3 separate regions of the Mus musculus genome follow, and all the other regions are linked to region 2. A link is a loop called in an ENCODE intact Hi-C map of the cell type or tissue named here. Cell type or tissue: heart. All regions are shown on one strand.

Region 1 (8,000 bases), 220 kb before region 2:
AGAGGAGGGAGGGGCGGAGGGCAGGTGGAGCTTGCACTACCTGAGGATGTTGTGTGCTTCCATGCTCCGATTCTGGTTACTCGAGCACACCACCGCCACCCGCAGCGGCGATGACGGCATGGCACCGACCGAACTACCCACTGCTCTCGCTACGGAGCTCCCACCTAGAAGCCGGCTTCCGCGCGAGGAAGATGGCGGTAACCGGAAATCTGCGACACGGAAGTGAACGCAACGCAACGCAACGCAACGCGTGGGGAGGCCGACGGTGCTCTCCTGGGCTCGTACTGCAGCCGGCGCGGGAGGGCGACCGGCCGACGCCGAATCAGCCTGAGAGCAGCCGAGGCCGGCGGTCGTGGACCACCTTCGCCGGCGCGTGACGTCACAGGACCTGCGCCGGCAACTGGAGCGGTGTGAGCCGCGCCTGCGTCCTAATGTACCGTCGCCTCGGATGACGCGCTAGGCGCGGCGCTTGCGCAATACTGAAAACTTCAGTGGGACGGGCGTTGGGGCGGGTCCGGGGAGTCTCAAGTCCTTTCCGCGGCTTCTCTTGGTGTGGTTGGGACGTTTTTCATTCCGGTTTCCTCCAGGTGGTCACTCTGCCAATTTCATAGATGCACTGGGCTCCAGCACTTGGTTTGTGCCCTATCTCTATCACGAGTACCTTCCTCAGAGTCACTGGACTTCTAGAAGCACGTCACTTCCTCTGTGAGCCCGTTGCAGCTTAACATGTAAACGATATGAAAAATATGGGTGAGGTAGCGGGCTCTTCAAGTTCGGCCAATCGGAAAACTGGCAGGAAAAATCGCTTCTCTGTTGGAAGCCAGTTTAGGTTGCCTATTGAGAGCTCGATCTCAAGTGAGAGGGGGAGAGAGAAATAGAGTTGCTGCTGGGCGTGGTGCCTCACACTTTTCTTTAATCCTAGAACTCGGTAATCAGGTCGACTTACAGCCGGCCTACCTGCCTGGTGACCTGTCCCCTCTAGCTCGAATGGAATGGTCAAGAAGTGAAGGGGATTAGATAAGTTGTTTGGAGATTCTGAGAACTCCTTTAAAGTTGGAGCAGTATGAGATTGTCAGGGACAAGAAGGTAGATAATGTGTAGTAAGTATAACAAAAGCTGTGTTTTGCCGGGCGGTGGTGGCGCACGCCTTTAATCCCAGCACTTGGGAGGCAGAGACAGGCAAATTTCTGAGTTCGAGGACAGCCTGGTCTACAGAGTGAGTTCCAGGACAGCCAGGGCTACACAGAGAAACCCTGTCTCAAAAAAAAAGCCGTAGATTCAGTAATCTACCCTTTATTCCTATTATTCCTGTATCTTCCTCTTTTCTTTTTCATCCCTTCTCCCTCCTTTATAAAAGTATATTTTATTCGCTTATAGTAATTGTCTCAAAGACTACCTCTACCTGTTTGCCTAGGCCTAGAATCTTCTAGCCTCCATGCAACCTTTTTTTCTTTTAAAGTTTATTTATATATATGAGTACACTATGGCTGTCTTCAGTCACACCAGAAGACGGCATGGGATTCCATTACAGATGATCGTGAGTCACCATTTGGTTGCTGGGAATTAAACTCAGGACCTTTGGGAAAGCAGTCCGTGCTCTTAACTACTGAGCCATCTCTCCAGTCCTATTTTGAAACTAAATTTCCCACTATGAACCTCCTCATTGCTATTGAAGTCTGCCATCATTGTTCCTTGTGTTAATGAGGAGGAGAGTATTGAGAACCTGTTGCGAGTAAGCCCACAGAGACCATCACGTGGACACTCTGAAAGCCAAAAGGAAAGTCTTTATTTTTGCCTGCTAGCTGCACAGAGAACTTGCCCAAATCATGTAACCTTGAGCCTTGCAGCTCTTTGACTTTATGTACAAAGACCATCTTGATTGGCATGCTTCAGTTAGCGAGAAGCAGAACTGTGGAAGTCAAAAAGCAAGATTAGAACATTGAGGAAGTTTTTACTTGGGGACTTATGGACTATGTTTCTATTTAGTCAGGTGTTGAGGCCTATGTGCTGGGCTTTTTCTTTGTTTGGTTTGTTTTGAAGATTTATTTTGTGTGAGAACACTAGCTGTTGAGGCCTATGTGCTGGGTGGTTTTGTTTCTTTAAAGATTTATTTATTTTATGTGAGTACACTGTTGCTCTCTTCACACACACCAGAAGAGGGCATCAGATCCCATTAAAGATGGTTGTGAAATATGGTTGTTGGGAATTGAACTCAGGAGCTCTGGAAGAACAGTCAGTGCTATTTATTTATTTCATGTATATGAGTATACCAATGCTCTCTTCAGACACACCAGAAGAGGGCATCAGACCCCATTACAGATGGTTGTGAGCCACCATGTGGTTGGTGGGATTTGAACCCAGGACCTCTGGAAGAGCAGTCAGTGCTCTTAACCGCTAAGCCATCTCTCCAGCCCATGTGCTGGGTTTTAAGTGCAGAATGGTGTCTCTAACATAGCATCAGTTGTGCTAAAGTCTGGGGACCTGTTACAAACGAGGTGCCAGAATCCTTAGGTCCTCTGATATGTTCAAGGGAACAGTATTAAGCAGCACGTGTGTGTTTTTGAGGAACCAGTGAGGACATTTCCCCCACTTTTATCATACTTACTATTATAAAATTCTGTGGCCAGGAGTGACAGTGAGTACCTTTGTTTTATGTTCTCTTATCCTGGGTTTGCTTAGTTGGCTTTTTGTTTTGTCTTTGGTGTTTTTGAGACAGGCTCTTACTAAGTAGCTCTGTCTTGGAAATCCCTATGTAGACCAGGCTGGCCTCAAATTCCGAGATCTGCCTGCATCATGCCTCCCAAGTGTTGGGATTAAAGGCCTACACTACTCCACCTAGCTGGTAGGGGTTGTCTCCAAAAAACTAACAAAAAATATGTATGTGGGGCCAAAGCGCAAGGAGCATTTAACAAACAGGAGGTGCAAGTGAAAACTGGGCGATCATTTGAGAAGAGGATTAGGGGTGCTGTGATTGCTGTAGTGTGATTTATCCAGTGCGCTTGGGCCTTTAAAGGATCCCCAGTTGCTAGTCAACTGGCCATTTGGTAATTCTTAGCCATTAGAACCGCTTGGCCCTATGGCCTTCTGTGTTGGTTGCCTCTTGGATTTCTGGGAAGGGGATAAGTTATATATAAAAAGCCAGCTGAGGCAGAGAAAAGAGGAACTGGGCTAGCAAGGTGAGAAGAAAAGGCAATTGGTGCAGAAGATATTGTTAGGAGGCAGTTCAGCCAGGAGAAGCTGAGATGAGCAGAGGCTGCCACAGTTGTGAGGGTTTGGAGCTGCTGGTATTGACAAAACTGTAGAGGGGACTGTGTAAGCAGACTGTTGGGGACTGAGGGGGGGACAGTCGGGAGAAACGTTTGAGGCTGGGAGGAGTGCTGGCCGGTAGCTAAGAGATCTGGTTACTGTTCTAAAATAGAAGATGTTTTACACAACGCTTTCATACCGTAAAGATTCTCTTCACCATAAAGATTATGATGAAGATCCCTTTTCATTTGCAGTCACAAGTAAGAGCAGATCTATTTACACAGTGAATATGAAAACCTCTGTGGTTTTCCAATGCTCTCATAACACATCAGCCTGATATTCAAGGCATTATGTCTTGACGCCAATCTCTCCTCCGTCTTAGAACGTAATGGCAGAGAAGCTAGACGCTGCTCATCTCATGCCTTTCCTTCTAATATATGTGCTGCTCCCATCCGTTATTTCTTCTGCAGACATTACTTCACCTGTCCTGCTTGTCCAGCTATATCTCAGTCACTTTCGTCACTAATTGAGCCACAACTGATGTCCCTTCCTTCAGAAAGGCTTCCCCTCCTACTTCTTTAGTCCACTATCCTGTGCCTGCTCCAAGTGCCACAACACATTCAACTTGCCCTTATGTCTCTGAACATTCTTTTTGGAACTATATGCCCTGCTTATAGACTCTGAACCCTAAAAGGGTTCATACATACATATATACATACACACATATGCATATATGATACACATATACACCACACACATGAAACCCAAGGCTTTCTTCCACTGAGCTGCCTCCCATCCCCTTTCCAGTATGCATAGGCCTGCTGTCCCAGTGTGGGTAAGATGATATTTATAACCTCAGTACTTAGGTCGTGAGGGCAAGAGAATCAGTTTAGGGTCGATTTCAGCTATGCAGAGCTTAAGGCCAGCCTAGACTACACGAATCCCTATCTCCAAAACAAAGTAAAGCAAAACTTACTGTCTGTGTACAAGCCCTCAACCGAGTGCTCCCAGATCATAAGGGAGGGGAGGGGCTAAGTGATATCACAGCCTTGTGCACACTGAGTGGTCACACTACCAAGACTACAGAGTTAGACTCTCTCTCTCACTGATGCCTGTTTCAAGGCAGAAGGTGAGAAACCTAAGCTGAAAAACTCTTTTATTTTTTATGTATATAGGTGTTCGGCCTGCATGCATGTCTATATATGTATGCCTGGGACACTCTGAGGCCTGAAGAGGGCATCAGATCCCCTACAGCTAGAATCTAGATGGTTGCCAGCTAACCATGTGGGTGCTGGGAATCTAACCCAGATCTTCTGGAAGAGCAATTAGTGCTCTTAAATGATGAGCCAACTCTCCAACACCTAGAGCAATTTTTTATTTTTTGTGTAGCCCTAGCTGTACTAGAACTCACTCTGTAGACCAAGCTGGCCTCATCTGCCTGTGTCTGCCTATCTACCAAGCCCTGGGATTAAAAGTGTATACTACCACCTCCCAGATCATGACATTTAAAAAAACAAAACAAAACAAAACAAAAAAACCTTTTAAACTAAAATGAAGTCTTTTCTTTCTTCAGATTTTATTTTGTGTACATCTGCATGTACCCCTGCATGCCAGAAGAGGGCACCAAATCCTATAAATGGTTATGAGCCACCATGCCATTGCTGGAAATTGAACTCAGGCCCTTTGGAAGAGAAATCAGTGCTCTTAACCACTAAGCCACCTCTCCAGCCCTACCACTTTTGCTTTTGCTTTTTTGACACAGTCTCTCTATGTAGCATTGGCTGGCCTGGAAATCACTATGCAGACCAGGTTGGCCTCAAACTCCCAAATGCTGGGATTAAAGTGCCACCATGCCTGGCTAGGACAAGTTTTTAATAGCTTGAATAAGACAACTAACCTAACAAATCACAAGTATAGTACTTAAGTCATAAAACTCAGTATGTTTCTCTATACATGAAAACACCTGCAAAATTAACAAAACACATTTATCAAACTCAAACATTTCTTATACCACTTTGTAATCTTTCCCGCCTCCTCTACTCCCAGCCCTCAGTCATATCCCCAGGCAACCCACCACTCTCCAGTCAACACTAACGTTGCTGCCTGTTACTATGGTCTGCATATTTTAGAATTACAGTCTCAGGTAGTTCAGGCTAGCCTCAAAGACAATTTATGCCTGGGAATGACCCTGACATCCTGACCCCCTTCACGTGACCAGGGTTCTAGTGCCCTGCTCCTTTGTCTGGCCTTTTGTTGTTGTTGTTGAGACAAGGTTTCTCTGAGTAGCCCTGGCAGTCCTGGAACTTGCTCTGTAGACCTCAAAACTCAGTGATCCACCTGCCTCTGGTCCCCAAGTGCTGTGATTAAAGGTGTGCACTACCATGCCCAGGTTCCCTATTGCCAGCTTTCCTGCTGTCTATTGCTGGTTGCTTTCCACTGTTTGGCCATACCACATTTTGATCAACAACCTGCAGATGGTAATTTGTGCTGTTTCTAGTCTGGGGCTATTACAGATACCTCACACTTCAGCCATGAGCATCTCCGTGTAAACTGTGCATACAAACACTTTCGAAGTTTTCATTGAACTAATACCTGGAAGTGAAGCAGAAATGGGATTTTTTTCTTTTCATTCTGTTTTGACTTTTGTGTTTTGGGGGCAATGCCTCACTTGCTAAGCTCAAGCCCCCTTCAGGTCTGTAATCATCAACCTCCTGAGTGCTGGCCTGTGCCACCATGCCCAGCCTGTGTGTGTGCAAATGCTTCCCATTTGGATTAAGAAAAAGTCAAAGAGGAGAGGCATGGTGGCACACACCTTTAGTCCCAGAATTCTGGAGGCAGAGGCAGGCGGATCTCTCTCAGTCCAAGACCAGTCTAGTCTATATAGCAAGTTTCAGCATAACCATGACTTTATAGTGAGACCTTGTCTCTAAAACAAAAAAGGAGAGACAGACAGACAGAGACAGAGGGAGGGAGAGAGGAAGGGAGGGAGAAAAAACTGCTGAGGGGATGGAGGCATAGCTTCAGTGGTAGGAGCTCTTGCCAAACATGACAAGGACCTGAGTTCAGTCCCTAACATAGACAGGGCCTATGGCAAGCAATCCTCTTGCTTCAGCCTGCTAAGTGATGAGATCATGTGAATATCTCATGTGAATACCACGTGTTTGGCAATAGGCAGAATCTTTAAATACTGATATTTACATTCCTTTGTGTGTGTGCTCATGGAGCACGTACATGGAGAGGTCTGGCCACAACCTCAAGGAGTTGGTGCCCTCGCTCCACCTTGTAAGTCCCAGGACTCAAACTCAAGTCAAGCTTGACAGGTGCCTTTACCCAGTGAGCCATGTCACCAACCTGCAGGCTCATGTAGCCAAGACTGGCCTTGAACGTCGGATAGCCCTGCCTCCACCTTCCAACTGCTGAGAGATTATATATTTGAACCCAGAACCTAGCTTAAAATTTCTATAAAGTTTATCAATTTGTTCTTTTATGATACATGTTATTATGTGTGATGGGAAAAAAAGGGTGCTAGATAGGATTAATGGTATATTGTGCATTTCAGAATAGATCAGAGAACCCGGAGACATAGCTGGAAACTTCAAAATAGGGATGGGGATATAACTCAGTTGGTAGAATGCTTGCCTAGCACACATAATACCTCAGGCTTGACATCTCGTACTCTATAAAACCAAAACTGGTGGTCCATCAATTATTTCAGTACCCGGGGAGAAAGAAGGGTCAGGGTTCAAGCTGATCTTTGACTCATGAGTTGGAAGCTATCCAAGGCTGTAAGAGACTGTCTCAAAAAAAAACAAGAAACAAAAAAAACAAAAAAGGCAGGGAGGGAAAGATGGGAAAAGGTAGAGGAAGACGCAGAAGGCAGGCAAGAGGGGTGTACATACCTGCAGCACCAGCACTCACTCACGTGGCTTAGTCACATTCCTTTAATCTTAGCAGTGGGGAGGCACCAGGCAGCAGATCTCTGGGAGTTCAAGGCCTGGCTGGTCTACATATCAAGGTGCAGGGCAGTCAGGGCTTTACACTAAGACCCTGTCTCAAAAGCAAAAATCTCCTGAGTCACACTAGCCACAGTGACCAGTGGGGTTACACTGTGTGTTCTGAAAGGGTGTGTTACTGTCCTGGGTACAGTGAGTGAGCTTTGAGTCACTTCTATGTAACTCAGCACATGGAGGGTCTGAAATGCTGGTACACTTTTCATGGGGGTTCAGTTCACGCAAAGAACGATGGCTATGGGTCATTCTGGTAGGCTAAGGTAGTTACATGCTATGACTATGTTTTTGAAGGTAGGCAGATTCGAAGGTCTTGTTTTGGGTAAAAATGTACAATGTCCCTGGAGATCATACTGAAAATTTTAAGAAGGGACACACACTTGAGCAGGGTTGGGCTGGGGCATAGCTGCTCATGGAAACCTGAACAGTAATTAAATGGGTACAATTCATTCCTCTCCATATGTCTGACCTGTATGTTGGGGATTTTTGTTGTTTGTGTTTTCTTTTTTTTTTTTTTTTTTAGGTTTTATTTTATTATTATATCTAAGTACACTGTAGCTGTGTCTTCAGATGCCCCTGAAGAGGGCGTCAGATCTCATTACGGATGGTTGTGAGCCACCATGTGGTTGCTGGGATTTGAACTCAGGACCTCTGCAAGAGCAGTCAGTGCTCTTAACCACTGAGCCATCTCTGCAGCCCTGTTTGTGTTTTCTTTCCTGGCCTTTAACTCGATGCGTAGCTAAGAAT
Region 2 (8,000 bases):
CAAGGGGCCCTCGTGGCAGAAAGCTGGAGGCTACCATTAGGAGCTCTGTTTAGGTAACACAAAGTTTCCAGCCTAAAGGATGGGTCTGTTTCCTGTCACCAGGCAGGAGGAAAATGCTGCTCAAAAGAGGAAAAAAAAACTTCAAGGTCCCCTCACAACCAACCTTCCTGTGAAACTAGAATTTGGAGTTAAGCGTTGTGGTGTATGCCTATAAAATCCCAGGACTCAAAAGGCCAGGCAAGGGAGTTGCTATGAATTCAAGTCCAACCTGGTTGACATAGCCAATTCCAGGCCTTCAAAACTATCAACTGAGACCTTGTCTTAAAAAAGATCAAAACCAAGGGACTGAAGACATGGTTCCGCTGTTAAGAGCCTTAGCTGTTGTTCCAGAGGACCCGGGTTTAATTCCTAGCACCCACGTGGCAGCTCACAACTGTCAGTAACTCCAATTCCAACAGATCTGATGCCTGTACACAGACATAAATTTAGGCTAACTGCCAATACACATTTGAAAAATTCAAAACCAAAAGAAAACATATAACTTCAGAATTTGGAGAGCAGTTAAGCTACCCCTAAAGGAACCTTTCTTGTTTGTGGTACTCGTGGGTGAAGATCAATTTGGTTGCTGCCCAGTGCAGGAATTATTAGGCAGCTCTGGACAATGGCTTCTCAGAACGTCCAGTTAGTGCTGGGCAGGACAGCTGAAACAAACATAACTCCAAGATCCCTGTATTGTTCAGTTCCACCTAATAGCTTAAGCAAACTAGGTCTCCCTTTACCCAGCTTTGGGCCCCAGTCCTACCCCTAGACATCCATTAAGGCATGTCTTGGGGTACAATCTCAATCTCTGGGAATTCTGGGGCCACCATGGCCCCCTCCTTCCCAAAAGTCCCTAGTCCTATTTCTTTCCCAGCCTGGGGAAGCAATATAAGCAAAGGCCACCGTTGTTTTCTTGGACTTCCTCCATTTCCTGCAGGCCACGGGTTCTGGCCTGACAGGACAACTGGTGACCATACCCTGATACATTCTCTGTGAGAAAGGTTGGATGGAGATGTGACAGAGGTTGAGGGGTGCAAAGGCCTATTCCCAGACTCTGACATACACACAGACGAGAGGACTTCAGTGAACAGGGATGTAGGGTACAGGCCTCAGTGGCCAGAGGTAGGGCCTGATGGGTGGCTTGGTGAAGTAGACTGGTCCAGAGGCAGTTCTTAGCCCTGAGACATTTTGTGGCTTGTGGACAAAACATTTCCTTCCCCCACACAGTGTTAACTTACAGACCTAGGCAGACACAGGAAAGGGGTTCTGGGAACAATGAATGGGGAAACACACATACTATTTATTGGCCATGCTGAATCTAGAAACCGGATATGGACCCTGAGGTCATGATAGCTTGCTTGTCTAAGGCAAAGGAGCTACCTAGATTCTGAGCTGCTAGGTGCAGGCCCCTGCCTCCAGCTCTCTTCTCTGCCTAGAGCCTTGCCTGAGGGAAGGGAGTTCCTGACATCCTGGGGACTCTTTTCCCAGCAGATGGCACCCTGGGACCCACTATCCTGAGACTAGGCTCTTCCAACACCTGCTAGGTAAACATATCACACCTGTGGCAGCGGCAGCAGCAGCAGGGGCAAGCCACCCAGCTCTCAAACTTTCCACAGAGGCCAGGCTCCTTAGGGTTCTGGCTAAGGGGCCACAGGATTGTTGCTGGAACTGAGCTTGTCCCAGAATCCTGTCCACAACCCTGCTGGGCCCACCAGGTATGGACAGAATGTGTACTTGGAAGTGCCCTTCTACACCAGGAAACTATTTGTCACTAAACAAGACAATACTATCAGAGCCATTTCCAGTGGGCAGGGGAGGCCATCTATAAGCCTCTCCGGACCCCTAGTAGGTATGGTTCTGGCCATAATGGGTCCTGTTCATAGAGTCCTGAATTCCCCTTAGGCTGAAGATCTGTATGCCACATTCTAACAGAAAGTCACCCCAGTTTGCCAGATTGACCCCCCTGAGGAAGGTTCTGGGTTGCAGCCTTCTAGCCCCAGCGAACCCACACTTGATGTCCTTTGCTGCTCTCCTCACCATGCCCATGTTGTCCTCCCCTCCCCTCCCCTCCTCTGTCCCACGTCTCCACAAAGAACTTCCACAGTCTCACATGTACTCGTGGACTTAATCAGAAGGGAGAGAGAGCCCTCAGATATGTCTGTTGACTCTGTTCCCTGGCTTTATCTTACCTTTTTTTTTTTTTTTAAATGTGGAAAGGGCTGGAGAAATGGCTCAGCAGTTGTAGGCACTGGCTATTCATCCAGGGGACCTGGGTTTGATTTTCAGCACTCACATGGTAGTTCATAACCTTCTGTAACTCCAATTCCAAGGGAATCCAACACCCTTTTCTGGCCTCTGTGGACACCAGACATGCCCATGGTGCACACACACACACACATGTTTTTGTTTTTGTTTTTGAGAGATTTCTCTGTGTATCCCCGGCTGTCCTGGAACTTAGATCCACCTGCCTCTGGCTGGTGCTGGGATGAAAGGGTCATGCCGCCACTGCCTAGCAAAATGTGCTGTTTATTTATTTATTTATTTATTTATTTATTTATTTAATATTTGAGAGACTGTGTCTCGTGTATCCAAGGCTGGCCTCTAACTCACTATGAGGTCAACGATGAGATGACCTTAGCTTCTAATCCTCTTGCCTTTGCCCTCCAAGTGCTGGGATTAGAGGATATAACAGCAGATTCCCCCCCTTTTTTTTTAAATTAAAAAGAAATTGAGATAGGATTTTTATTTTGGTTTAGTTTGGTTTGGTTTGGTTCTGCCTCCCGAGAGCTGTAATTCAAGGTGTGTCACACCACCAACAGCATTGAGACAGGATCAGCCAGCATTGGCTTAGCTTTGAGCTTGTGATTTCTCAGCCTCTGCCTCTCTACTGCGTCCATGTCACTGTCCTTTCTGTCCTGCTGGTCTCTTGATTCCCACCCAGCGGCCCCATGCTAGGTGGGAAGCCAGTCTTCAGGAGTTTGTCCCCTCCCTGCTGATGGTGCCCAGTTGAGATAGCTGCTCTAGGCCCTTCCACTTCTTCCTCAGGCCAGCTGACCTTTCACCTCGTGCCTGAGTCTGTTCATCATGTCAGTGACATTGTCCCAGGCCTCTGCCTGGGACCCGAGCAAGAATCCATATGTAGTGCACCATCCTGAGTTCAATAGTACTAGGAATGAAAGAGTCGCTGAATAGCCTCCTCATACCACTTCCTTACCCAGAGTCACTCAACTGTGATCTAAGCCATGTTCAGCCATCCTTGACACTGGGCCCTGGACCCTTTTGTAGAGGCCCCAAGGCAAGAAGCAGTTAACAGCTTAACCTTCTGTAGAGCCATCCTTGATGCTAAGCCTCAAGCCCCAGGGCAGCACCCCAGGGGTTCAGCCAACACATTCTTGGCAGGACCTGGATCCTGCAGGGGCAGCTTCCTTCTGAGTGGCCTCTGGGGTCCAAGAGCTGTTTGTCTAGAATTTTGTCCCTGTGGTTCAGTCACCTACCACCTGGGAGATGATGCAAGATTTGCCGGAAAGAGGCAATGAGGAGAGGCAGGCATGGGGGAGAGCGAGCCATGGCTCCAGGCAGTGACAGTTTTGTGCTTTGGGAGGACTGACAGTGTGGGGCTGGAATTGGGGTTGGCCTCCAGCTGTGAGGTACGGATGCTGGAGCCAGCATCATCTATACATCTATAGCCTTCAGGTACCTTCCAGGGGAGGCTGGGCCAACGGTGCTTGGTGTTTTGAAAAACAGCCTAGGAGGCCATGAAGGGAGCGAGGGCCCTGGAGCTTCTCTCTGTGACGTCCCTGTGAGATGGGTTGGGCCCTGCTGCAATACCTCTGGGGCTCATGCCTAGGCCTGCCCTGAGTCCTTTGTGGTCGGCCCTGCGACTAGCTCAGACTTCTAATGGTCTCCTATTCTGCCTCATTTGCCCTTCTATTGCTCTCTGAAGTTTATTTTTTATATACTTATTTATTTATTTATTTATTTATTTTTTTAGATAGGCCCTCACTATGTAGACTTGGTTGGCCTGGAGCTCACAGAGATCTGTCAACCTTTGCCTCTGAAGTACTGGGATTAAAGATGTGTGCGTGCCAGCACACCCAGTCTATCCTTTGGGGTCTTTAATTTTCTTCTTCTTTTCTTTCCTTTCCCCCCACCCCCCGCTCTCCAATCATCAGTCTCTCTATGTATTTCTGGCTGCTCTGCAACTCACTATGCAGACCAAGCTGACCTCGAACACACAGAGATACATCTGCCTCTTCCTCCAGGGCACTGGGATCAAAGGTGTACGCCATTGCTTTCCTTCCTTGACTCCTAGAAAAGATTATATATATGGAGAAGCGCTCCAGCCCTGCAGTGGGGACAAGAGTAGATGCCTTTGATTCAACACTGACTGGGTGTTCCTGGGGTCACCTGCTGCCTTGCCTACCCACTACAGCTTGCGAACGCTGCCTCTCAGGCCAGGGCTCTATAAAGAAAAGAATGCATGCGCCTCACTAGCTTTACTACCCAGTCTCAGTTTTCCTTCCGTACTGTAGAGATGTAGATAGGATGGAACTCCCTGGCAAATGCTAAGGCCACTTCTACTCTGGTGGCTGGACACAATGGACTTAAGGTGTAGAGCAGTCTGTGCCCTCAATGCCTTTGGATAAAACGGCTCTGCTGAACATTTAAGACAGAAAAGAACAAGGGCGAGCCCTTCCCTGTCCCATCGTAGAGTCCAGAGCCATGGGCGGCTCAGATGAGCCTGAGCCAAGTTGGGGCTGGACAGAGCAGGAAGTACAGCGTGGTCCTCCCTCTCCAAGGACTAGGTCCAGGCCTGTTGGCTCGCCTGGTGGGAACAAGCGCCACCATGCCCAGAAGGCTGTTTGCAGGGATTGTTAGTCAGAAACTTGGCACTTGCACAGATTGGGGTTAGAGTTCTGCGTGTGCCCCCCACCCCGCCCCCATCCCCTCACCCCGAGTTAGGGTCTGCACCTGCAGGACTGTAGCTATTGTCAGCTTTCCAGGTGGCTGAGATGGAATTTATGTCTATTCTTTTTCTTTGCAATTGTGGAAACTTGAAAGTGATACTTACAAGACTGCGTTTCGAAAACAGAGCGCCCCACCCCTGGTCTCCAACCCAAGCTTTTAGTCCCAACAGACTCCGAAGAGCCCTGGCCGCCACGCCTGGCTGCGAATGGTGCTCGAGCGCCACCTGGTGGGAAATAAGCGGAACTTCCGAACTCCGAGCGGCGCCGCTTCCGGATTGGTTGAATGAATGAAAGAAGGGCTTAAAAGTGGAGCAGAGAAGGAGCTTGGCATGATTGACAGGGACAAAGTCAGGACCGGGCTTGGGAGAAACGTCCAACTGGGCCCAGTTAACACCCCCACTCCCATTTTTTAGTGTTTCGACACAAGGTTTTGTGGTGTCGCCCTGAATGTCCTGGAACTCGCTCTGAGACCGGACTGGCCTGGAACTCAGAGATCCGCCTGTCTCAGCCTCCTGAGTGCTGGGATTAAATAAGGGTCTTACGATGCTGACCTCGCCTCACAGTGTGCGGCACTCTTGTACCAATACCCAAAGGCTTTCAATTCAGCTGTCCGCCTAACCCCTCAGCAACATGAAGGAGAGAAAATCTTAGCAGGCCAAGCCTGAAGACTCAATAGTCAGCAGTTAGAGAGAAGGGGGATTACGGTTTTTGACGACAGCCTGAGGTACAAGGTGAAATTCGAGCTCAAAGAAGTAAAGATGATAAGTGTAGCTGCCAGTGGCCAGGGGATACTGGGCTCCTGAAAGGAAAGCTGGAGATGGATGGGAAGGATGGCCAGAGAAATAACGAGCCAAGACAAAGTTCTCTGACCAAGGCTCAGTGTTTTAATTCTCTAGTCTGACTTTTAAAGTGGGTGTGTGGGGGGATCCCTCCCCCACTATGCCAGGAAAACAAGCTCAGCTGCTCAACAGGTCGTGGCTTCTTGCAGGAAGCTGCGGATGTGGCAGGACGATAGACTTTACCTAGATCTGAAGGCAAACAAGGTCTGATCCAGACGCTCAAGGCTGGGGGTGAGGGCACAGATAAGTGGCTCAGAGATTAAAAGCATCTTTTGCTCTTGCTGGAGGACCTAAGTTCGCTTTCCAGCATTCCGGTGATGGTTCACAACTGTCTATGTACAGCTCCAGTACCAAGGCGTCTGAAACCCTCTTCTGCCTTCCTGGGTAGCAGGCATCCACGAGGTGCACATATGTACACGCTGGCAAATACACAGATGGTAAAGGTAAGCATTCTTTTTTTAAAAGTAAGAGGCTGCTGTTTTCCCAGAGAACCGGGGTTCAGTTGCCTGCACCCACATGGCAACTTACAAGTGTACGCAGCTACAATCCCAGGGGATCTAGCCCCTTCACAGACATATGTGCAAAAAAAAACACCAAGTTACATAAAATTTTAAAAAATCTTTAGGGGAAACAAAAAGAATAAAAAGGACTAGGCAACAGCAGCTCACACCTTCAATCCCAGCACTCGGGAGGCTGCGGCAGGCAGATCTCTGGGGTTGAGGCCAGCCTGGTTTACAGAGCAAGTTCCAGGACAGCCAGGGCTACATGAAGGAATTCTGTCTCAAAAACAAAAACAAACAAGCAAAGACTAAAAAGGAGATAAACTCTGTCTGGCAATACATTTCTTGTATTCTGCACTATCTGTCACTTCTACTTCACTAAAACATAGCTGAGGCTCAGCCTGGCCTCGCAGAGATGAGGACAGAGGCCATGTCTGGTGGCTGGCGCTCCCATCCAGGTCTCTTTGTATGCAGGAAGACCCACTCCTGTGGTAGGTGGGAAGTGTGGAGGCTTCAGAGAAGTTGGTGAGTATCTGTCTCAATACAAATTGTTTGGCTGTGCTGGATATAGATCCAGGTGTATTATGCCTGCTAGGTGGGTTTACTCCCACCCACCACCGAGCTGCCTAAGAGCCTAATTGCCTATTTTACCAAAGTCATGTATAGTCTTAGTAGATAACCTTGATGAACTCAGAGAACCACCTCAACTCTTCCCTGATTCTATTTTCTACTCCCACAGTGTGTGTGTGTGTGTGCTTATGTGTGTATGTGTGTGTTTGTGTAGTGTATATGTGTTTGTGTGTGTTTATGTGGTGTGTATGTGTTTGTGTTTGTGTGTGTGTGTGTGTGTGTGTGTGTGTGCTTCTTTCCAGGCACACATCATTACCTCTCTGTGCTAGGAATGAAATCCAGGGCTTTGTGTGCTTTCTAAACATAAATTATCCACTGGGTTCTACCCTACCTATCTGCTGTGGTCTCATTTGCCTTTCCTCCATGGTTAGTGATACCGAACATCTTTTCTTGTGTTTGTTTCCTACAATCTCTGCTCTGTCCTCTTCAGAGGGACGTCCACCCAGGTCCTTTGCTTATTTTTAAAAAAACTGATTTGGGGCTGGAGGCTGGAGAGATGGCTCAGCGGGTAAGAGCACTGACTGCTCTTCCAGAGGTCCTGAGTTCAAATCCCAGCAACCACGTGGTGACTCACAACCACCTGTAATGAGATCTGATGCCCTCTTCTGGTGTGTCTGAACAGCTACAGTGTACTCATATATAATAATAAATAAATCTTAAAAAAGAAAAAAGAAAAAATTAAAACTAAAAAAACCCTGATTTATGGGCTGGAGAGATGGCTCAGCAGGTAAGAGCACTGACTGCTCTTCCAGAGGTCCTGAGTTCAAATCCCAGCAACCACATGGTGGCTCACAACCACCCATAATGAGATCTGACCCCCTCTTCTGGTGTGTCTGAAGACAGCTACAGTGTACTTACATATAATAAATAAATAAATAAATAAATAAATAAATAAATAAATAAATCTTTTTTAAAAAATTTAAAAAACTGATTTATTTGGGTTGGAGAGTTGGCTCAGCGGTTAAGAGCACCGACTGTTCTTCCAATGGTCCTGAGTTCAGTTCCCAGCAACCACATAGTGACTC
Region 3 (8,000 bases), 97 kb before region 2:
TCCTGGATGTGCCTTTGGGGAGAGAAAAGAGCTCATACCAGCAGTTGTCTTTTCCTTGAGGAATTTGGAAAAATAAAAATAGCCACAAACCAGAAAAAAGGAGAACTACATTGCCAACTATATGTACACCGTCAGCACTGGCTGCCATCAGGGATAGCTGTCAGCCAACCTGCAGCCACATACCAGGAACACAATGGTTCTAGAGCAACTGTCCTTAGCTGCCAGTAGACCTTGAAGACCCACCCTGCCCAGCCACTGTCTGCAAGACTTTGGCCATATCCTCTTGGGCACCCTGCTTGCCAACTGTACCTATAATCATCTTCATGGGCCAGATCACATGTATTATGGTGGGGACAGAGATGGCATAAAGCAACAGAGAGGAAATCCTAGGCTACCTGTCAGCCTATAGAGGACATCTGTTCCTCATAGAACCTAGAACAGCTGGATTCAAGACTCTGTCCTGGGTCTACTATGGACCATTTCCAGTCCCAGGACCCTTCAGAACATGTGTTTCCTTTGATGAACCTACCTGGAGGGTGTATGGCCTACCTCTTTATGCTACTGTATAAACTTAGCTGAGTCTTATTTATTAATTAAAATCAATATAAGTATTAGTTAAACTAATAATAATTAAAATTAATAATTATTATTAATTTTTTGAAAGAGGTACTTAGTATGTGGCCTCGACTGGCTTGGAACGTATTATACAGACCAAGTTAGCCTCAAATTCATAGAGATCTACCTGTTTTCCCTCCTGAGTGTTGAGATTAAAGGCATGACCTGGTACCATGCCTGGCCTAGTAAATCTTCATTTCTGAAGTCCAACACAATTTCCCCAATTATGAAATGTGTTCTAGCAGTCTGTGAGAACCCACAACCAACCTTCAAAATTATGACACAAAGTACTGAAAGCCTCAGAGGCCACTAGTGGTCAAAGCACTCACCTGTTACTGGCATTTCTGGGAGGGGAGAGGCCGCTCATCGCTGCCTCTCTGAGCCTCCACCTTCTAGGAGACAGCAGGCACATCCCCAGCATTGCAGTGTTCCCTCACCACACACACACACAGCCCTGTCTGGCCACCATGCTCCTAGCTGTGTATTACACTGAGTTTAATTTTTGTATCCTCAAAACTGAAAGCAAAATGTCGAAGACTTGTCAAGGTCCTATAGCAGTGTTCTCTAAACTATGAAATCAAATAAACAAAAACATAGACTCCCTTCTGACTACATGGCCCTTCTGCCTCATCATCTGGTTTAAAAATGAAAAAACACAAGGTTAACTATTAAGAGCAAAGAGGGCCAGTCTCAGCTCCCTGCTCCTAAAGAAGGGCCAGGACCACCTGCCTAGCAGCCCTGGCAGGGCAGTGCCCAGGCCAGGCAGTGCCCAGGCCGCTGAGAACCAGGAGCATGGAAAAGGCAGGCCCGCCCACAGGGAGGCGGTCGCAGGCCACCGGCAGGTGAAAGGGCTGCAGGTGAAAGGAGATCACTCCCTAAACTTACCAGACTCCGGGTTCCAGAGAATGTGGGTGGATCATAGACCTCTGCCCCACTACAGAGCTCCAAGCCCACACCCTGTGTCCAGCAGCCAGCCTATCCTGCCCATGTGTGGGTTATGACTGCCTCAGGCAGGCCCAGCCCAAGACTCTTTCAGCCCCAAAGCTCAGCAGGGTTCAGCATGTGTCACCAGCATTATTATATGCAGGCCAAGGCCTCCCTGTGACCACAAACCAGCTCAACTTCCTGTTGTGTCATCTACAGAGGAATGGTGACCATTCCAGGAAGTCTGGGATTCAGGTGCCATGTGGAGCTGACAGGCTCATGGCCTGTCAGAACCAGCTCTGAGTGATCTGCTGTGCCAGCCAAGGATGCATGGCCACTGTGCCATACAACAGAGGTTGGCATCCCCGTAAGGAAAACACAGTCTCAAAGTAATGAGGAAACGAAAACTCCTCCTAAGTCCTCCATGCTGCCTCGGGAATACTTGATACTTGATACTTGGCAAACGTATAAAGCCCTCTTTTTTATTTTTTATTTATTTATTTATTTTTTTGAGACAGGGTTTCATTGTGTAGCCCTGGCTGTCCTGGAACTTACTCTAGACCAGGCTGGCCTCGAACTCAGAAATCCTGCCTCTGCCTCCCAAGTGCTGGGATTAAAGGCGTGCGCCACCAATGCCCCATAAGGCCCTCATTTTTATAACATAGGTGTTACACTGACATATAGAGGTATACAGAGATGCAGGTGACAGAGCTGTACCTCAGAGCCTAGAACAAATGGTCCCAGGCAGAGCAGAGAAAGGTGCCTGTCTAGACATTAACCCATAGTCCTAAAGTTCTCTCACTTGCACTTTCTGGTCTCAGAGAACGGCCTGCAGGCATTTTGTGTCCTGGCCTAAATAACTGATATCTAAGTAAAAACTGGCTGTGGGGGGCTGGAGAGATAGCTCAGCGACTAGGAGTGCATACTACTCCCCCAGCCTTGGGAGGCAAAGACAGTTGAATCTCTGAGTGTGAGACCAGACTGATCTAACAAACAAATTGAGTTCTAGGAGAGCCAGACTACCTAAAGAAACTATGACTTAAAACAAACAAAAAAAAAAAAAAAGGAAAAAAGGAAAAAAGGAGGTGGGGTTTACACTGCTCTTGATTTAGTTCCCAACACCCATATCTGGTAAAATCTGGAGTTACAATTGCCTGCAACTCCAGTTCCAGGGAGCCAAAAATATAATACAGTGTATTTACATATAATAAATAAATCTTTTTACAAAAAGATTTATTTATTTATTATATGTAAGTACACTGCAACTGTCTTCAGACACACCAGAAGAGGGAGTCAGATCTCATTACAGATGGTTGTGAGCCACCATGTGGTTGCTGGGATTTGAACTCTGGACCTTCGGAAGAGCAGTCGGGTGCTCTTACCCACTGAGCCATCTCACCAGCCCCCTAAATAAATCTTTAGAAATAAAATAAACAAGCAAAAACTGGCTGCTGTAGAGGCGTTAGGTAAGTGACAAAGCTAAGCTGTGCAGGAAGGGGCTGCAAGCAGCTGGTGGTTGGAAAATACAGGGGACCACTAGGATACTGGGAGGTGGTGGGCATGCATATGGGCACCAGACCAGGGACAGGAAGCAGGGGAGTGCCTAGAACTCTGGGTGATGGGGAGCTAGGGAGGGCCACACGTGGGACAGACAATGACACAGTGGATATTAGCAGAAGGCTTGGGGTTGGTGTAATTATGATTGCTGGATGCATGGATAAGAGAGTATACAACATGTCAAGATACAACATGTCAAGATACAACATGTCAAGAACCGTTGCTTCCAATGATATACATTTAGCAGCAACAGCAGCAGCAGCAGCAATAACTCACAACTCTGCTCTGTGAACTTGTAGGCCTTGGACAATTTTCCTCAAAAGCACTAATACTAGCATCCCTGCATCCCTAAGGGTGTAAACCATTACTGGGATTTACACCAACCCTGCAGCCAAGGTTCCTTTTAAGAGCAGTTCCTTGGATGGCCTGCAGGTGGCAGAAAAGCAAGGATGCGGTCTCCTCCAAGAGGAAGCTTGGAGCAGGGGGCTTCAACCAGGGTTGTGACCACTTTGGGGGCTGTATATCAGATATCCTACCCATGAGATATCTACACTGTAATTTGTAATACTAGGAAAATTACAGTTATGAAGTAGGAATGAAATAACTCTATGGTTGGGGGTCCCCACAACATGAGGAAGTGTATTAAAGGGTCGCAGCATAAGGGAGGATGAGGACCACTGCTGAGAGGGTCATACATAGCCTTGGGTCAGGTCTCTAATCCAGGCCAGAAAAAGGTGGTGCAGAGGGAAAACATTTATTCTTTGGAAATATCCAATGCTAACCAGAATTTGGGCTGACAGAGATAATGATCAGGTGTAACCCAGGAAGATACACTAACTGCTAAGGTCTCAGGGAGCTTGTGTTCCAGGGCGTTGTCCTAGCCAGCGACAGGATTGTGAGGAACACATAGGATGGGATGTGGCCAGTAGGAGAATGCATGCCTGTCAGAGGCAAGTCTTGGTCCCATCTCTAGCATGGCAAACCCACGGTTCAAACAAACAAATGAACAAAAAGAAGAATCTTTCAAGCAAGTAAAATCAGGTTAAAAAACAAAGAAAATTTGTATTTCTACAGGCTCACAACCATCTACAGTGGGATTTGATACCCTGTTCTCTTACGCAAGCATACATGCACATAGTGTGCTCATACACATACATACATATGTATGTACATACGTATGTAAGTACAAACATACATACATACATACATACATACATACATACATCTTTAAAAGAAGGAAAGACACAGAACACCAAGCAAGTCCCACTGATCCTATTTAACCTGTGCAGATGGTCACAGTCAGGGGACCCGGTCCCACGTGGCCACAGCCCTTAGCTCACCACTGCTTCTCTTTCTCCCTGGTTTATGTGTTTTTGGTTTTCAGACAGGGTCTGACTCTCGGCTGATATCTTACTAACAGCTCAAGCTGGCTCAGACTCGAGAGTCTCCTGCCTCAGACCGAGTGCCAAAGTATAGGTGTGTACCAAAACAGAAATTTGCCCCCTGCCTCTGGAAGCCATGGGAGAAACCACCAGCTAAAAGTCTCCACTTAGGATCTATGAACACAGTTGGCTTCTGAAACAACTCAGAACCCTGCACAGGGCAACCCCATAAAACTCCCAAGGAACACCCCTTCCCCTCAATTCTGGTAAACTCACATGATGGTCTGCGGGTTCTGCAGCACGCAGGCCTTTGGTCCAAATGTTGTCACTGGGCACGGTCCATGGAGAGAGCGGGTCCTCCTGTGGAGCACAGCGGAGACTGGTGTCAAAGTAGAAGGGGACAGTAAGCAAAACAGACATGCCCCTGTCAGACTCCAAGAAACCCAAGTGACAATAGCTCCATCATCCACAGCATTCACACGCGGGGCAGCAGATCCTGCCCTGGTCTGGGATGCTGCGCTGGAGCTCACGCTTGCCCAGGTTCCCTGGGACAGTACCGAGGCATGAAAACTGACCTGGACAGGTTCCCGTGGACACTGATCCTAAATCAGAGGAGGCACAAGTCTAGTAAGAGCCAGGAAAACACTGGCCTGGCATGAGCCAGGACCCAAGGCAGCACCTCTCAGCAGGTCTGTGGGCTATAATCGGGAGTCAAAACCTGGCACCACCCTCAATAATCTAGATGAACATTCTAGCAGAAATATTTTCTCTGGAGCACATGTGTGACAACACAGATACCAATTGAGCAACCCAGCCTTCCCTCCTAAAAAGTGACCCAGCCAGTTGAGCATCCAAACAAAGGTTCACTGCAGCCTGCCCTGACGAGGGACAGCAGCAGCCAGGCTCTCTATGCTTCTGGGCGATCAGGGCAAAGACCAAGACAGCATTGTGGTTGTTCATCTTGGGACACTCACTCAGGGCTCTGGGGCTTCACTAACTCCTCTTAGCCCAGAGAGAACACTGAGTTAGTAGAGTAGCCTTCAAACTTGCTTCCCTTCAGCTGCCTGTCTCCAAATCCACAAAATCTTCCAATGCTGATGACGCAGATGAAAGATTGCCCTGCCTCTGGGGGAGCAGGCAGTGTCCAGGGTCATGGAGCCCGGCCAGCCTGGCCAGCTGACAACTGGAGAGAAACCTGATTGCTGCAGGCCTTTCTGAGCTAGAGAAGTGTTAGAGTTTTACATAAAGCTTTCCCTTTTTTCTTCCTTTTTTATAACAGACCTCCCAATATGGCCCAGACTGGCCTTCAACTTGTGATCCCCCTGCCTCAGCCTTTTAAGATTACAAGTGTGAATCACTCACTAAGCCTGGGTTGTCTACATAGCCTTTAAAAGGTTATACAGAACATCACAAATATCAACTCATGTAGGAACTTAAAGGAACTAGGAAGAGAACTTAGGGCTTGCAGGAAATAAGAGTCAGCACCGGCCACCCTCTGTCCTCCTCGAAGGATAGTTGCACAGGCAAACTTGCTTGTACACTCATTGCTCCAGGACATCAGCCACCAGCTGCAGAAGCTGCTCTGACTTATGGCTACTTTCACAGGTCCAACATCCCCACAGAAACCAGAAACTCAGGCAATTATGTCCTAAGTCGGCAAGGCACAAACATAGTGGTGAGGCATAGGCACCGGAGGCCACCGTGATCAGCTGTGTACCCAGGGCAAAGGTGCTGGCCACCTAGCCTCTGCTGCAGCCATCTCACATAGAGCTTTCTACAAACAACTGCAGCAGCCACTCGTCCCTCTACCACTAAATGGGTGCTCTGTGAGATCACTCATCCTCACGGGAGAGACTGCCTGCCTGACTTTAAAGTGACTCCTCACCATCACATTTCACAGGTGTGATCCTTCTTCTGGAGTCAGTGTCAGTCTCTGGCAAGCTTCCATAAAAGACTTAGCGTGGTTATTGTCTCCAGGAATGAGAGTACCTCCTGATGTTAGTGGAACCTCATGCTTATCATGTGGCCTCCCCTTGAGGCTTTATGCAGCAGCAGTGGAAGGCAGTGGCCCACAACGTGTGCAAGAAAGTCTGCCCTTTGTGTAAGGAGCAGAGGCCTCTGGGTCACAACAGCTCCTCTTCCCCACCGGCACTTCTTTTGCTGAGCTCATCCATGCTCTCCTCTCAGCTCACCCAGCTCAGCTTGGCTCTGGCTGGGTGGCTCTGTGCTGAGGCAGAAAAGGAAAACATGGTGTGGCCTGTATTTCGTACATGCCAGTCGGTAACAAGTGTCCAGCACAAGTCTCGTGGACAGTGCTTCCCTCTGCTAAGGTCAGCACCACTTGGGCAGTGCCAAGCTCCACCCTACGGGCAAAACTCACACTAAGCAATGATGATCTGCCCTGATATCGGCTGTGTCCTCTGTAAGGATCCTAACACAGCATGAGAGGAAAAGGGGACACTCCTGGTCCTACCTGAACTCCTTGGTGCTGCCTAGGGCAGGTGAGGCTGACAGGCTCCGAGACTTGGCCCGGCCCCGGATAGGGTGATTGTAGCTCCAGGTCTCATCCCCATGACATGCTGAGCAGTTGTAGGAGGCTGAGTCGGCACTCAGCTCCTGACTCAGGTTCATCTTTTCTTGTTCCATTTCCATAGTTGATATGAGAAAAACTCTGGTGCCTTAATTTGATAAAAGAGAGCAAGTTACGTATACCAGCAGCAGTAACAAACATTCAGCACCATCCAGGGAAATGCTGGGTGTGATATCTGCTCTCACAAGACCTTCCACAAGATCCCTGTGGAAGGAGGGGAAGACTCCTGAGGCTCCTCCCTTCCCTGAAGGCGTATAAACAGTAAAGTCTGCCAGTTGGACTATGGTGGTACAGCTACCGCAATAAATTCACTCCTGGACTTGGTTGGGATCATTTGTCGCTGCCGTCTGTATCTGGGTGAAAAGAAAACAGACTCCCTAAGAAAAGGGGAAAAAAACCTGCCAGGTTCCCATTTTCCAGAGTTTTTGAAAATAGGCTACTTTCAGTCAGGCGGTGGTGGCGCCCACCTTTAATCCCAGCCCTCGGGAGGCAGAGGCAGGCAGATTTCTGAGTTAGAGGCCAGCCTGGTCTACAGAGTGAGTTCCAGGACAGCCAGGGCTATAAAGAGAAACCATGTATCAAAAAACCACCCCCCCCCCCCAAAAAAGGCTACTTTCACCTTAAAAATATTTAAGAACTCAGAATCCTTCCTGCTGTCGTTTTTCTACATTTTTGGAGACTGAATCCAGGGCCCAGCAAATTTTAGCTATGTCCAAGATACAACCTCACCCCTCACTGGTGTTTCTGAACCTTCTAAAGATAATGGAGAGTAAGGACAAAACAACCAAGGCAGAGTGTTAGTGTTTCCATCACAAGCCAGATAAAATGGTCCCTGGAAGGGTGGACACAGACCACAAAGCAGCCCTCATAGCCAAACAAGTAAGATGAAAATGTAAAGTGGTGGTGTGGACATCAGTACAGTAACATGCTTT

The links. A loop is a pair of places that touch in the nucleus more often than their neighbours do. Peaks named below come from ENCODE experiments on the same cell type or tissue, not always from the same donor. Only the 100,000 strongest peaks of a DNase experiment are listed, where the experiment ranks them.
Region 1: it touches region 2 in a loop (6-fold over the local background); 14 of 42 quality-filtered maps call a loop at or near these places.
Region 3: a loop joins it to region 2, with 5 times the contacts of the local background. A loop is called at or near these places in 24 of 42 quality-filtered maps.

Annotation. Positions count from the first base shown.
Region 1 is chr4:155,697,502-155,705,501 of GRCm38, reverse strand. Ssu72 (Ssu72 RNA polymerase II CTD phosphatase homolog (yeast)) reads right to left here and starts at 687. Exons shown (of 5, transcript NM_026899.3): 1 at 41-687. The coding sequence starts at 120. In heart, a CTCF peak has its summit at 4,850 (motif pointing right); a DNase peak (open chromatin) is centred at 461; H3K4me3 peaks cover 1,457 bases; H3K27ac peaks cover 1,279 bases.
Region 2 is chr4:155,478,788-155,486,787 of GRCm38, reverse strand. No RefSeq gene overlaps it. Among named protein-coding and RNA genes, the nearest start is that of Gnb1, 8.6 kb to the left of the region's middle. In heart, no CTCF peak of the experiment used is centred here; DNase peaks (open chromatin) are centred at 1,067, 4,507, 4,867, 5,217 and 1 weaker place; H3K4me3 peaks cover 620 bases; H3K27ac peaks cover 1,434 bases.
Region 3 is chr4:155,576,149-155,584,148 of GRCm38, reverse strand. It overlaps Nadk (NAD kinase), which reads right to left. Exons shown (of 12, transcript NM_001159637.1): 2 at 6,952-7,156; 3 at 4,755-4,838; 4 at 1-12. The coding sequence starts at 7,130. Among named protein-coding and RNA genes, the nearest start is that of Nadk, 16 kb to the right of the region's middle. In heart, a CTCF peak has its summit at 3,525 (motif pointing right); DNase peaks (open chromatin) are centred at 5,648 and 6,818.